Linked DNA regions of Homo sapiens: region 1 is linked to region 2. A link is a loop called in an ENCODE intact Hi-C map of the cell type or tissue named here. Cell type or tissue: PC-9. All regions are shown on one strand. Each heading gives the region's core, and the rest is flanking DNA. Links, peaks and the distances in the headings are about the cores only.

Region 1 (2,824 bases), core at 298-2,797, 650 kb before region 2:
ATCTAGAACTTCATTTGAATGGGAGAAAAATTATATCATGAAGTGGTTGATACAGTTGATTCTATAAACAGGGCATTAAACACGTTGATTTGGAAAGCACTGAGTTTTCCTTCGCAGTTGTTTTTTATACTAATAATAGTAGAAAATTTTCCATATACCTTAAGTGCTTTCAAATTTATTTCTAGAATACTGACAGAAAAAAAAAAACACCTTACTTTTAAGTGATGGAGAGGTCTTTCAAAATATCATGCCACAGGGAAATAATATTTTTTCTTGGCACTTAATTCCAAGTAAATGCTTAGCTTAGCTTATGATACACATGTGGTGTTTCTCGAGGACTTTAACACTGTCGTTGTTGTCATGCATTTTCTCACACAGACATTGCACTCTATATTTTGTATAAAATTCTATTCTTAGCCATATATAAATTGCTACTTTGCTATTCACAATTTTGTTATATACAATTACTCAATTTTGGTTTCACCAAAATACATATTATTTGCCATTTTGTTGAAATATGCCCTGCAAGACAAAATATGCTTGCAGTTAGTAAGTATCTGACAGATTAAAACAATTTAAAAAAATCAATATGGTGGCCTAATTCCCTGGTCTGTTATTTAAATATCTTTTCACCTGATTAACCATTCTACATCTGCAGACCTATGGGAAGAATTCCTAATTTTATTCCATCTTCATTTACAGTAGGGACATAAATGTCTGTTGATCTTATCAAATTATTTTTAAGAATTTAGGGATTTTGTCAGAATCATTAATTCAGCCAACCTGGTTAGTCCATTTATACCATAGCCTCAGGTTTCCTATATCCACATATGCCATTCAGAATTACTAAGGCATGGAAAGCGTCTCACAAAAGAAAAACTTTTACATTATTTAAACAGTGTCGTATCCACAAAATAAACGATATGCTGTTCTTGGTTCACCAAGCAAGCACTTTGCCATCTCTGGGTCCCCAGTGAACAGCTACTCATTAAACCCAGATACATTTGGACATCAGACCCCCTCTCTAACAAGGAAAGGGGTCACCACAGGGAGGAATGCAGGCCTGCCAGTCAGAGTCATCTCCCACCAGAAACCTGCTTTAATGAGCATTTTCTTGCTTCTCAGGGCAATCCTCATGCTCTCACTGTGCTCTCAGCAAGAACACCTGGGATTCTTCAGCCTTGCCATGTGTGGAGAACAGCCCAAAAATAGGCCTGCTAAGACTTCCAAGATGGATTGCTAGACTTTGTGAGTCACCTCTGAAACCAAAAGCTCTGTGCTTTGTGATTTTTGTTTGCATCATTAGGATGAGGAATTTCAGCAAACCTAACCACAATTACCTGTGACTAATCTTAGCAGATATAAAAGCAAGTGTTTCCTCTTTCAAACCCACATAAATATACAAAAGGCAAATAAAACCTTGAATTGGATAACCCATTCCCAGCTATTCTTCAATAAAATATTCATAAAACAAAAACTTTGCAGTATAAATATGGTATTCTACTAAAAATGCAAAATATATTTCCCAACTTGGTGCAGCTTTGTAAATATACATTAACATTCAGTGAGAGTAAAGAATAATTACATTTCATGCATTAAACAGATTTCACTTTGTGTCTTCATAACAGAGAGATAGGTCATCTCCGGAAGGATTCATGGGTAGGCTGGGATTCTCATGAGACTAAAGCATAAACCAAACTGGACTTTGCAGAATACATAGAATGAGATTTATCATGCAAGAGCTATGCTTTGCCAGAGTGAACTCCTGTGCCCATATTCTGTGTCCTGTCCCATGTTTTATGATTAAAGAGACATATCAATGTTAGAAGGCTGTGTGTTGCTTGTATGCACTCATAACAAGGTAAGAGCCAGAACCTGGAAATAATCTGGAAACAGAAAAAGGATGATCTAATACAATGTCCTGATAAATATGGATTCATTGATTGAGTTAGAAAGGAAGAGCACAGAAAGGAAAGACCTGGAAATGGTGGCATTGGTACCATAGAGTATCTATTCCAGAGTCAAAGGAAACAAAAAAAAGAAAACATGCCTGAATAAGCTATCACCTCTCAGTTACTTATGGCATAGGGAGAAAGGGAGAATATGGTTAAAGAAAATGCAGATAAAAATTGAAACGCTAATTTCACCTGGTAGTTTCAATTTGCCTTAACCATCTAAGTACATTTTTCAAAGCTTAAAGTGATTTTGTCAGGTTCATGGAATTGCAATCTTTAATGACTCACATTCATGTCTAGATGATAAATGATGACCTACATTTCCAACACCCCATTAGCCAATGTTCTTAAATCACTTGAGCAATATTAGCCCTCACAAACTTTAAGAATACCAAGTATTATTACCCTCCTTAGTTTGTAGAGGAGAGAAAAATGGAGATTTATATAAATAAGGGAAATCAGTTGTCCAAGAATAACTGTGTATATTAGGGCTAACTTAAAATATATATCCCCTGATTCTGCTCAGTTATGTGATCTTATACCCATTTTACTTTCTACCCCAAAGTTACTGGTTCCTGAACTAGGAAGTGCTGTAATTTTAGAAGCTTCTAAAGGAATGCAAATTCTTTTTGGCCAAATGTGACTCACAATACAAACACAGGAACAATTGTTTACTTCTGTAAATTCTAAGATGGTGCAGGTTTGGTCAGAAATGTAATTACCTTAGGGCCAGACTAGAATAACAGTTAAATAAAAACTGGAAGAGAAGATGTTTTTATAGAAATTAAGTTATGGGAGAGTAAGATACATATCCAGAAAGCAGGTTTCTGCCTTTCAGAGGAGAATATTTTCTTAAAGTTTGTGAAAGG
Region 2 (2,824 bases), core at 75-2,574:
TCTATAACAGTTTCTCAATATTTCCTTATTTTTCAGACACTTGAGATTTTTGCAAAGATCAGGTATTTTACAGAATATTCTTCAATCTGAGTTAGTCTAATATTGTCTCAAGATTAGGCTGGTGGTATGGATTTGGGGAAAGAATCTCACAGAAGTGAAATGTACCTTTCTCATCACATCAAATCAGAGAATATATCATATCAACACAACTTAGTGATGCTAATCTTGATAACTTCGTTAAGGTGATATATGCTAAGTTCCTCCTTCTAACAAAACACAAATACTAGTAAATTAATGTACATTCAGATGTTATAAGTTAAAACATTTAAAATGTGAATGCTACTTTTTTTTTTTAACAATTCCCCCATGTTAACCATTTTCCTTTGATTTCCCCAATCAACTGAGTTGCATAAAAGGGCAATTACAGTTCAGAAGAGGGTACACAATTTATAACTGCAGAGGACAAAGCTAGAAACAAGAAAGGCTGATTTTAGTTTAACATAAGGAAGAACTTTTCCTTTGAAATTAGTATATGCTGCACCATTGGTATCATCAAAGTGCTGAGCCTGTTAAGCATACTGAGAAGTGATTCTTTCAACGTACATTTCCTATAAGTCTACTATGAATAAGGCATTCTACTGGCACAAAATATGAACACATACAGTCCGTCTCTCTTAAGGTACTCATGTTCTAGTAAGAAATATAGACCTACAAACAAATAACAAAAGCACATGTTATAAATGCTGGTAACAGAGTAACGGTTCTAAATTCTTGCAGTTGGCGGGGGGGGTGGGCGGTGGCACCGGGGGAGCAGTACAGATCCCTTTGAATATTTAAGAAAAGTGTTAGCCTCTTTCCTCAAATGTACATTTCTACAAGCACACAAAATCTGCATATTACTTTAGGGGATTCATGGATCCCCAAGACCAATCCATGAATTCAAGGCAATAAACACAAACTGCTACAAGAATAGATTGTACACAGACTTCAGAGAAGAGGTAACATCTGAGCTGGCCTTTGAAAGATAAATAGTAGTTCTCCAGGCAGTGAAAGGAATTAAGGGCATCATGGAAGAGACAATATGAAGGTAGATGCCATATATGTTTACCTTGCCACTGTATTTCTACTGTCTTACATTGCTCCTAACGTATATCATGAGCTCTTAAATATTTGTTGAAGAAATGAACTAGCGTATTTTGATAACTATAATGTGTGAAGCCCCTGGTTGCGTCTGTTGCACACTGGAATTAAGGGGTTAAAAACCTTTTCCCTTGCTGCTTGAGAATCTGATCTTTGGTTTAGCCACCTAGCTCTGTTACCCTGGAAACCAGGTAAGAGCTTAGGCATCCACAATATTGCTAGGCAACACTGCTTACGGTAAAAATGATCCTTGGTTGGTAAACTGCATCTGAACCAGGAAGAAATATGAATGAGCTGTAAATGTCTGATAGGACACTTTGGCCTTCCCTGAATGCAGTTTCTTCTTGGGAACCCTACAAACTATATCAAGAATTGTTACAAGAGATACTGGCTGCTTAAGGCAGGAGGCTTCTTCTGAGCCAGGGCAGCTCCCGTACCTCCCTGATGTGGAGCTTAGGCTTTGTACCTGGAACTACGTCGTGTGGGGAGACAACAGTCCCCAGAAAGGTATGTGAGCTGTCATTTGTGCAAACATGCAGAGCCCCTGCTGAGAGGAATTCTTGATGCTGCCCTGCTGGCAAGCTGGCAAGGAATGTGGCCTGTGGTAGCCTTGTGAGTCCACATGTTTAGTTAACTTAAAAAGACCCTTGGTGGCCACTAAACACACCTTATTTCATTTAATGCTCGCAACAACTTTGAGAGACAGGAAATACCATTTTCCTGTACAGAGGAGGAAAGTGAGGCTCAGAAATGTTCAATAATCTGCATTAAGCCGGGCTCGGTGGCTCATGCCTGTAATCCCAGCACTTTGGGAGGCCCAGGCGGGCGGATTACGAGGTCAGGAGATCAAGACCATCCTGGCTAACACGGTGAAACCCCGTCTCTACTAAAAATACAAAAAATTAGCCGGGAGTGCTGGCGGGCACCTGTAGTCCCAGCTACTCCGGAGGCTGAGGCAGGAGAATGGCCTGAACCCGGGAGGCGGAGCTTGCAGTGAGCCGAGATCGCGCCACTGCACTCCAGCCTGGGCAACAGGGAGACTCCAGCTCAAAAAAAAAAAAAAAAAAAAAAAAAATCTGCATTAAGTTCACAGAATCAGAAGTGATCAGTAACGGCAGGTCCTTAGAATATATTCCTTCCCTGGCAATGCAGAACAGCCATAGAGGAGGAGACTTGGGCAGGTAGGATGGTGGCAAACTGTGTGGGGTGTTCCAGGCCACGCTAAGGGGTAGGGACTTGGTACCTCAGGTGGGTAGGAAGCATTACAGAATTTTAAACAGAATAACAGGTCAGATTTGAATTTTACCAAGAAGAACCAGCAGAAGAAGAGGGCAAATAAATTGCCTGTTTAGAGTGGGAGGGAGTTAGGCCTAAATAGGTTCCTGGACTTTCTCCATCATTAAGATCTTTTGTCTCCTGACATACTGCATGTAGTGCCAATAAACAAACCCTCAATACAGTGCAAAAGACAACAATGTCAAAACCCCCTACATGATCAGGGAAATAAAATTGCACCAAGATTTACAGAGATCTGGGAGACAACTCACATTAACACAAAATATGATATTTTAAACTTAATGTGACCATATATCATGTGAATAAAAGCTATAATATGTCCTAGAACCATCTACATAAGACAGCAGGAGCAAGAAAGTGCCTAATCTGCAAGTCATTGCAAAGATAA

What was found. Peaks named below come from ENCODE experiments on the same cell type or tissue, not always from the same donor. Only the 100,000 strongest peaks of a DNase experiment are listed, where the experiment ranks them.
Region 1: it touches region 2 in a loop (5-fold over the local background); 2 of 110 quality-filtered maps call a loop at or near these places.

What each region holds. Positions count from the first base shown.
Region 1 is chr6:82,395,884-82,398,707 of GRCh38, forward strand. No RefSeq gene overlaps it. Among named protein-coding and RNA genes, the nearest start is that of TPBG, 33 kb to the left of the region's middle. In PC-9, for the core only: no CTCF peak of the experiment used is centred there; DNase peaks (open chromatin) are centred at 1,288, 2,268 and 2,588; H3K4me3 peaks cover 975 bases; H3K27ac peaks cover 2,500 bases.
Region 2 is chr6:83,045,891-83,048,714 of GRCh38, forward strand. The region is part of intron 3 of UBE3D (ubiquitin protein ligase E3D); the gene reads right to left. Among named protein-coding and RNA genes, the nearest start is that of UBE3D, 19 kb to the right of the region's middle. In PC-9, for the core only: no CTCF peak of the experiment used is centred there; DNase peaks (open chromatin) are centred at 1,371 and 1,671.